3 separate regions of the Homo sapiens genome follow, and regions 1 and 3 are each linked to region 2. Evidence: chromatin contacts called from ENCODE Hi-C or POLR2A ChIA-PET data. All regions are on one chromosome and are shown on one strand. Each heading gives the region's core, a stretch centred on a gene start or an enhancer-like site at or near the end of the contact. The rest is flanking DNA. Distances are from core to core; before and after follow the strand shown.

Region 1 (2,808 bases), core at 233-2,732, 300 kb before region 2:
GTATTTTTAGTAGAGACAGGGTTTCACCATGTTGGCCAGGCCGGTCTCAAACTCCTAACCTCAAGTGATCCACCCACTTTGGCCTTCCAAAGTGCTGGGATTACAGGTGTGAGCCACCTTGCCGGGCCAAGAAGAGTTTTGAAGAATCGACTGGGACTCGTCCTGAGAGGCAAGTGGTGGGAAGGGTATTCCAGGCAGAAGGGAGAGCGTATGCACAGCACAGAGGCAGGAAAGTCCATGGTCCATCCCAGGAGGAGGCTTTGGTGGGGCCTTGGAGTCACACAGTCCTGGCTCCAGTCACAGCCCTCTCCGTCACTAGCCAAGCCTCAGTTTCCTTCATCTCTGAAATGGGAGGACAGGACCCTCCTCATGGTTATGAGATCGTAAATGTAATGTCAGAACACAATGCAATTACGTGGTAAGCGCCCTATTAAACGCTTCTCTTATTGTGTGTTAGTAATGTGTATTAGTTTGCTAGGCCAGCCATCACAAAATATCACAGACTGGGTGGTTTAAACAACAGATGTTTATTTTTTCACAGTTCTGGGGCTGGAAGTCCAAAATCAAGGTGCTGGCAGGGTTGGTTTCTCCTGAAGCCTCTCTGCTTGGCTTGCGGGTGGCCACCTTCTTGCTGGGTCCTCACATGGATTTTCCTCTGGGCACACACATCCCCCAAGTCTCTCTCTCCTTTTTTTTGTTTTGTTTTGTTTTGAGACGGAGTCTCGCTCTGTCACCTATTACCCAGGCTGGAGCACAGTGGCACAATCTCGGCCCACTGCAACCTCTGCCTCCTGGGTTCAAGCGATTCTCCTGCCTCAGCCTCCTGAGTAGCTGGGACTACAGGCACCTGCCACTACACCTGGCTAATTTTTGTATTTTTAGTAGAGACGGGGTTTCACCATGTTGGCCAGGCTGGTCTCTAACTCCTGACCTCAGGTGATCCACCTGCCTTGGTCTCCCAAAATGCTGGGATTACAGGCATAAGCCACCATGCCCAGCCCAGTGCCAGTTTATGGAGGGGGACATGGAGGTACAGAGGGCTTTGGGTTATGACTCAAGGTCACACAGCTAGGAAGGAGCAGACAGGATTTAAACCTAGACAGTCTGACTCTGGGGTCCCTGCTCCTCTCCCCATGCCCTCTCCACCCTCCCACACACACAGCAGGAGCTCCCTGCACTCCACAAACACCCTTTTGCATGTCACTCAGCTCCGGTCAAACTGTTAACTTCTCCCCCATTGTCGGATACTAAGGAATTTTTCAGTTAATATTTTTCCATTATAAATGAGGTTGGAACAAACCTGTTTGAACATAAGAGCTTATTTCTTCTTTTGGATTTTATACAAGTGGGATTTCCAGGGCAAAGGGAGCATTTTATTGTCCCCGAGAGCGGGGAAGGAGTGAAACCCGAGCTGGGCCCCGCCTGCACTGCCCACCTGCCGGTTTACTTTGTGGGAGGGGAGGCTCGGCAGTAGGGATGTCCTGAGACTTGGCTCGGCACTGCCCCACCTCCAGCCACCTCTTTGTCTCTGCCGCCTCTGCCTTAGAAAGTTCCGGGCCCCAGCCAGGCACGGTGGCTCACGCCTGTAATCCCAGCACTTTGGGAGGCCGAGGTGAGCAGATCACGAGGTCAGGAGATGGAGACCATCCTGGCTAACACGGTGAAACCCCATCTCTACTAAAAATACAAAAAATTAGCCAGGCGTGGTGGCGGGAGGCTGAGGCAGGAGAATGGCGTGAACCCGGGAGGCGGAGCTTGCAGTAAGCCTAGATCGCGCCACTGTACTCCAGCCTGGGTGACAGAGCAAGACTCTGTCTCCCCAAAAAATCCAAAACAAAACAAAATAAGACAAAGAAAGTTCCAGGCCCCAAATCCTGGTTTTTCTGAGATTCTGAGTTCAAAATAATGGTTCCTATAAGGATATGGTCATTTTTTATTTTATTTTTGAGATGGAGTCTCACTCTGTTACCCAGGCTGGAGTGCAGTGGCAGGATCTCAGCTCACTGCAACCTCCACCTCCCAGGTTCATGTGATTCCCCTACCTCTCAGCCTCCTGAGTAGCTGGGATTACAGGCACCTGCCACCACGCCCGGCTAATTTTTGTATTTTTAGTAGACACAGGGTTTCACCATGTTGGTCAGGCTGGTCTGGAACTCCTGACCTCAGGTGATCCTCCCACCTCGGCCTCCCAAAGTACTGGGATTATAGGTGTGAGCCACTGCGCCCAGCCTGGTTTCCCATATGATTTCCCCTATTAGTAGTTCCCATCTCGAAGGGTCCCTATGATGTTGAGATAGGGAAGGAAGCTAGCAAGTTTGGAGCAGGAGAGGGAAATGGAAGCCCAGAGAGGGCAGGGGCCTTGCCTGGGCTCAGCCAGCAGCGAGAGCAGAGAATCCCAAGGTGGCCCTGAGCTCCCACTACCAGTCCTCGGTTTGCTCTTGACTGAGGCTGGCAGTGAGGTTGAGGGAGAGAAAATTATTTCTCAAAGTGGTGGTTGGGGAGTGACAGGAAGCAGTTCCCTTAGGGAGTCTCTTTCCCAAGGGTCAAATCCCTGGATCTTGGAAAGCTCGTTGTTTCACATCTGCACTTAGTTGCCCGACTGGGGACCCCATGCAGCCTGGGAATGACCGTGAAATGGCTGCCCAGTGGGCAGGGTGTTTGCTCTGCACTTGGCCCTGACCACTGAGCCACAGCCAGGCCGGCTGCAGGGCTGCAGCTCTCAGCCCACAAGAACAGGAGCCCCCGAAGGAGGGGCAGAGGCTCTGCTGGGCCAGGCCCAGGCCCTTTTTGCCCTACTCTGGCCCCACC
Region 2 (2,995 bases), core at 280-2,779:
CTGGCCACAAACTATACCACCAACTTCATCAGTTAGGGGGGTCTTAGAATGGCTCTGGGGCTGAACTTAGGTGGGCCAGGAGCTGTTGCAGTGACAGGCTTTCTGCTCTCTTTTCTCCTCCCAGCTGCTAATGTCTACTTAACTGCCTGTTGGGAGCTGAAAAGGCCAAAGGGATTGTGACCAACTCAGCATTTCACTGGAGGCTATATGATCAAACAGCAAACTGTTTATCATGAATGCGGGATGTGGGTAAACTCACACTGCACCCGCCGCCAGAAGGTTTCCTGAGGGCCATCACTCCCTGGTGCTGGGCTCCTTGAAGTTATCTGTTGGGATATCTAGCACCTATTATTTGAAGGATGCAGTCTTGCAAGCCTGCTGTGAACCAAACGGCTGACTGACAATTACCTGACAATCACCCCCCCACCTTTTTCTCGTCATCTCTTTTACCTAATAAACTCAGAGAGCTTGAAAAGCTCAGAGCCCTTGTTCACTAGAAGCAAGGAACCCCCTGACCCCTTCTTCCTAATATACTCTTTTGTCTTTGTCTTTTACTCCCACATCCGCCCCCCACTTTGTTCAGTCAACCTGGGACTGTGGCCAATTACAACAGCCTAACAAAAGTGCCACAGGAGTGGAACATGGGGCAGTGGGCTCTGCTGAAGAGGATGCTAGGGGGCTTCTCAGGGGAGGAAATGCTAGATTTGCATTCTGATAGAGGAGCGTGACTTTTCCAGGTGAAGGTAGCAGGTGCTCCTGGCAGAAGAACCCACATAAGGAAGTGTCCAGAAGCCACACAGGTATGGCGTTCGACAAGAGCAGGTCTGGAACGGTGGCTCATGCTGAGGCAGGAGGATCATTTGAGGCCAGAGTTTGAAACCAACCTGGTAAAAATAGTAAGATTTCACCCCTTCAAAATCATTTTTTAAAAGTAGCCAGGCCGAGTGGCTCATGCTTGTAGTCCCAGCTACTCAGGAGGTTCATTTGAACCCTGGAATTTGAGGCTACAGTGAGCTATTATTGTGCCACCGCACTCCAGCCTGGGTGACAGAGCCAGACCCCATCTCAAAAACAAAACAAAACAAAACAACAAAATAACCCCAACAGCAATACAATCAATATGCAATAAGCGTCCACCCGGCATGTGTGATGGACTGTGGTAATGCTGATGGCATGGAGGGAGTGAGGTGGGCATCTGGGGAGTGTGGTGTTATTGGGGGTGGGGAGTAATCTGGAGGGTCTCATAGTCTTTCAGTGGTAGGTCTTTCTTCCTGAAGACACAGCAAACCCCCAACCCTAAGTATGGGAGGCAGGTGGGTTGGCCAAGAAGGACGTCTGGGGCTGCTCTTGGATCAGCAGGAGGGTGGGACCAAGGGTGCTGCTGGACCAAGGATGGGACTGGGCCAAGGGTGGGGCTGGGAAGCATCCTGTTTTGCATGTTTGATCAGGAGCTGCTGCCAAGTTGTGACTTTCACTTTCCCTTTTGGGTTCCAGGGTATATCTCAGAGCCTGGAGAACGTGTCTGGTTATTATGCAGATGCACGGCTGGAGGTGGGATCCACACAGCTCAGAACAGCTGGATCTTGCTCACACTCTTTCAAGAGAAGCTTCCTTGGTAAGTTAGGGGTGGTCTGACCTTCCCCATCTCCCCATCCTCACAGCAGCTCTATAAGAGAAGGGTCATTCACCTTTTGTAGATGAGCTCAGAGAGGTTAGGTAACTGACTGAGGTCACATCTCGGTCCATGGCAGAGCCTGAATTTGCACCCAGGTTTTAGCTGGACTTCTCCCTCCCTCTCTCTGGGCCCCCAAACAGTAGAGACAGAGGCAGAATCAGCTCAGCTGGGTTCACAAAGCTTCCTAGGGCTCAGCTCTAGTTCCAGCCTGCGTGAGACATGGCCCGGTGACCCCAGAAGGAAGGCAGATGTTGGGACTGTCCATTCCTTTAGAATATTTGGAGGAACCAGAGAAGGTGGAGGACAGGAGGTGATCCAGAGCCTGGCCTGTCCTTCTTGTGGCCTGGCCACCCTGAGGCTGGCCCCAGGGTGCTGCTGCTGAGGCCCGATGGGGACAGAGGATTTCCTTTGAGATACAAGGAACCTGGCTGGGCGCGGTGGCTCATGCCTGTAATCCCAGCACTTTGAGAGGCCGAGACGGGTAGATCACTTGAGGTTAGGAGTTCGAGACCTGCCTGGCCAATATGGAGAAACCCTGCCTCTACTAAAAATACAAAAAATTAGCTGGGCGTGGTGGCACAAGCCAGTAATCCCAGCTACTTGGGAGGCTGAGGCATGAGAATCACTTGAACCCAGGTGATGAAGGTTGCAGTGAGTCGAGATCGCACCAGTCACTCCAGCCTGAGTGCACTCCTGACAGAGTGAGACTCTGTCTCAAAAAAAAAAAAGAGAGAGAGAGCGAAAAGAGATAACAAGGAACCCAGAGGTTGTTTCACCCACCCTGACTCTGAGCACCTACTTGAGCCAGGCCCTGTGGGTAAACTGAGGCCATGGGAGATGAGTGACTCGCTGAGGGTCCCATGTCAGGAAGTTGAGCAGGTAGATCACAGGACTCCATGTCCCTGACACTCACCTGGTTCCTTTTCAGGCCTCTGGGTGATAGAGAAGAAAGAAGCTGTGCTGTTCCCTAGTGGGAAAGATGGCCCAGACAGGGGCAGTGAGAACGGCATGTTGCAGAATGGTGTCTGCCACATGATCCCAGCTTGACAATCATGAGATTAAAAGTCAAACTGTGGAAGCGTGAGCATAACTGTGGGAGCGTGAGCTTAGCCCTCTGTGTTTGTAGAAGCAGAAACAAACCTGGAAGATTTTGGATTATTAACATTATACTTTCTTGCTTCAATGTCAGAGTCAGGAGGTCAGGTGTTGACCTTCCCCCTGCCCTCCAAGAGGTGTGTGACACTGGGGAAGTCACTTCCCCTCTCTGAGCCTCAGGGTTTTTCACCTGCCTTAGGGGGTTAGGATGCCCTACCCTGCTGA
Region 3 (2,782 bases), core at 248-2,747, 500 kb after region 2:
CCTAATATACTGAAGGAAGAAAATGTTTTAATATGCATTTTGTGTACCCTAAGTGTGCTGTGTTTATAAAGCCTACAGTAGTATACAGTAATGCCCTAGGCCTTCACATTCATTCACCACTCACTGACTCATCTGGAGCAACTCTCAGCCCTGCAAGCTCCATTCGTAGTAAGTGCCCTGTACAGGAGAGCCAATTCTTATCTTTTATGCCATATTTTTACTTTCCTTTTTCTCTGTTTACATATGTTTAGATACACAAATATTTCCCATTGTGCTGCAATTGCCTATAGTATTCAGTAGTCACATGCTGTACAGGTGCGTAGCCTGGGAGCAATAGGCTCTCCCATATAGCCTAGGTATGCAGTAGGCTATGCCATCTAAGTTTTGTATAAGTACAATCTGTGATAATCACACTACAATGCAATTGCCTAATGACACATTTATCAGAATGCGTCCCTGTCACCAAGAGATACATGACTGTATTCTTCTTCTTTTTTTTTTTTTTTTTTTTTTTTGAGATGGGGTCTCATTCTGACACCCAGACTGGAGTGCAGTGGCATGATCTTGGCTCACTGCAACCTTTACAGCCTGGGTTCAAGCGATTCTCCTGCCTCAGCCTCCCGAGTAGATAGGATTACAAGTGCCCTGCCACTACACCTGGCTAATTTTTGTATTTATAGTAGAGACAGGGTTTTGCCATGTTGGCCAGGCTGTTCTCAAACTCCTAACCTCAGGTGATCCAGCTTTATTAGTGTAATTACACTTTATCAGTGTAATAAGGCAAACTTTGCTCACCACAGACTTCCTCCCCCTACCCCCTCCCACAGCCTGTGTCACTACCTCCCCATCAGAGGCCTCACTTCCTGTAGCTTGGGGTGTTATTTAAGCTTCTGCCATCTGGCCCACATTAAAAAATGTATATGCTTTTTCTCCTGTTAATCTGTCTATTGTCAGCTTGTTTTATAGATTCAAATTCTTAAACCTTCAAGGTCTAGAAAGGAAGTTCCTTCTACCCCTCCAATAGTATAAAGAAGTGGAGCCTTTTGGTAGGTGATAGAGTCATGAGGGCCCTGCCTTTAGGCATAGAGTTAGTGCCTTTATAAAAGAGGCCCAGGGGGGCTTGTTTGCCCCTTCTGCCATGTGAGAACACAGCAAGACAGTGCCATCTGTGAAGCAGAGAGTGAGCCTTCACGAGATGTGGAATCTGCTGGTGCCTTGATTTTAGACTTCTCAGCCTCCAGAACTGTGGATCTCTGGATACATCTCTGTTGTTTGTAAATTACCCAGTCTAAGGTATTTTGTTATAGCAGCACAAACAGACTAAGACACTTGGCGAGTGACATAACCTGTCTGGCTTAGTCATCTTTGGTTGCTATAACAAAATAGTAACAAACTACTATAGATTGAGTTGCTTACACCACAGAAATTTATTGTTTCACAGTTCTAGAGGCTGGAAGTCCCAGACTGACTGACTTATTCAGTTCCTGGTGAGGGCTCTCTTCTTCTGCCTTGCAGATGGCTGCCTTCTTGCTGCATCTGCAAATAGCCTTCCTTCAGTGTAGGTGTGCAGCAGGGGTGGGGAGGCCCTCTTGTATTTCCTCCTCCTCTTATAAAGAAGTCAATTCCATCGGGTTAGGACCTCACCCTATGGCCTCAGTCAACCCTAATTACCTCCCAAAGGGTCCATCTCTAAATACAGCCACATTTTGGTTTAGGACTTCAACATATGAATTGGGAGGAGGAGACAATTTAGTTCCTAACTCCGCCTGTGGCTCTGTGACCTCTTTGTTAAAACTGGGAAGACCCGGCTGGGCAGGGTAGCTCACGCTTGTAATCCCAGCATTTTGGGAGGCCAAGGTGGGTGGATCACTTGAGGTCAGGAATTCGAGACCAGCCTGGCCAAAATGGTGAAACCCTGTCTCTACAAAAAAATACCAAAATTAGCTGGGCGTGGTGGTGCGTGCCTGTAATCCCAGCTACTTGGGAGGCTGAGGCAGGAGACTTGCTTGCACTCAGGAGGCAGAGGTTGCAGTGAGCCGAGATTACGCCACTGCACTCCAGCCTGGGCAACAGAGACCCTGTCTCAAAACAAACAAACAAACAAACAAACAAACAAACAGGGAAGACCCTTTTCCCAGCACATAGGCCTTAAGGAGCATTGAAGGAGAAACAGAAGGCATGCCGAGGTCTGTCCAGGACAGGCACCCTCATCTCCAAGATGTACTTGATATTATTTGGACCTCCAAGGCCATTGTATGCCATGTCCTGAGGAACATTCATGTAAACTGTACATACACACAGACACACAGACACACACACAGCCACAGCCACATCCACACATGCTCCCTTAACTCCTTCCAGTAAGCCTCGGTTTCGCAGGTCCCAGTTAAATCCTTCCCCACCCCTCTGGCCCTTGACCTCACTTTCTGCTGCAAGCTCTTGTAGAGCTGGGTGAGTTCTGTGAGTTTCCTCTCCAGCTCCAAGGCCTTGGCTCTCAACTCTTCCGCAAACTTTGTCCTTGCTCCTTCCTTCAGGTGCTTCCATTCCTTTGAGAGAGTGGCCAAGTCATAGCCAAGGGAGAAGGCGGACATCACACCTCCCAGCACGCGAGCATTTTTGGTCATCGCCAGTGTTGTTCCCGCAAAGGCCTTTTGCACCTGCACGCGGCTCCGGGAGGAGACTTGGCCAGTGGTCAGAAGACGCTTGGTAGCATTGGCCAAGCGTGGGTTGGCTCTGAGTTTCCAAAATGCACGGACGTTTTTCTTGGCATACTTCAAGGTGT

The links. Hi-C counts contacts between places; a loop is a spot of excess contacts on that map. ChIA-PET counts read pairs that join two places held with the same protein, here RNA polymerase II (POLR2A). Pooled maps may share reads with other maps.
Region 1: a map with no recorded cell type shows a loop between it and region 2 (3-fold over the local background). The contact joins the enhancer-like site here to the promoter of APOL3 in region 2. A Hi-C loop is called at or near these places in 1 of 168 maps with a recorded cell type or tissue (CD8-positive, alpha-beta T cell), 5 of 37 single-sample maps with no recorded cell type and 8 of 50 pooled maps. POLR2A ChIA-PET finds 5 or more read pairs at or near these places in 2 of 52 experiments (activated naive CD4-positive, alpha-beta T cell and naive thymus-derived CD8-positive, alpha-beta T cell).
Region 3: a pooled map shows a loop between it and region 2 (13-fold over the local background). The contact joins the enhancer-like site here to the promoter of APOL3 in region 2. A Hi-C loop is called at or near these places in 5 of 50 pooled maps. POLR2A ChIA-PET finds 5 or more read pairs at or near these places in 2 of 52 experiments (T-cell and activated T-cell).

What each region holds. Positions count from the first base shown.
Region 1 is chr22:36,458,170-36,460,977 of GRCh38, reverse strand. No RefSeq gene overlaps it. Among named protein-coding and RNA genes, the nearest start is that of TXN2, 22 kb to the left of the region's middle. Within about 2 kb of position 1,482, at least 6 of the 41 ENCODE cell types and tissues checked have a DNase peak (open chromatin) inside an H3K27ac peak, as active enhancers do.
Region 2 is chr22:36,159,289-36,162,283 of GRCh38, reverse strand. It overlaps APOL3 (apolipoprotein L3), which reads left to right and starts at 1,529. Exons shown (of 4, transcript NM_145639.2): 1 at 1,529-1,615. RefSeq lists enhancers at 1-85, 37-610.
Region 3 is chr22:35,659,091-35,661,872 of GRCh38, reverse strand. It overlaps APOL6 (apolipoprotein L6), which reads right to left. Exons shown (of 3, transcript NM_030641.4): 3 at 1-2,782. The coding sequence ends at 2,277. Among named protein-coding and RNA genes, the nearest start is that of APOL6, 12 kb to the right of the region's middle. RefSeq lists an enhancer at 915-1,024. Within about 2 kb of position 1,497, at least 10 of the 41 ENCODE cell types and tissues checked have a DNase peak (open chromatin) inside an H3K27ac peak, as active enhancers do.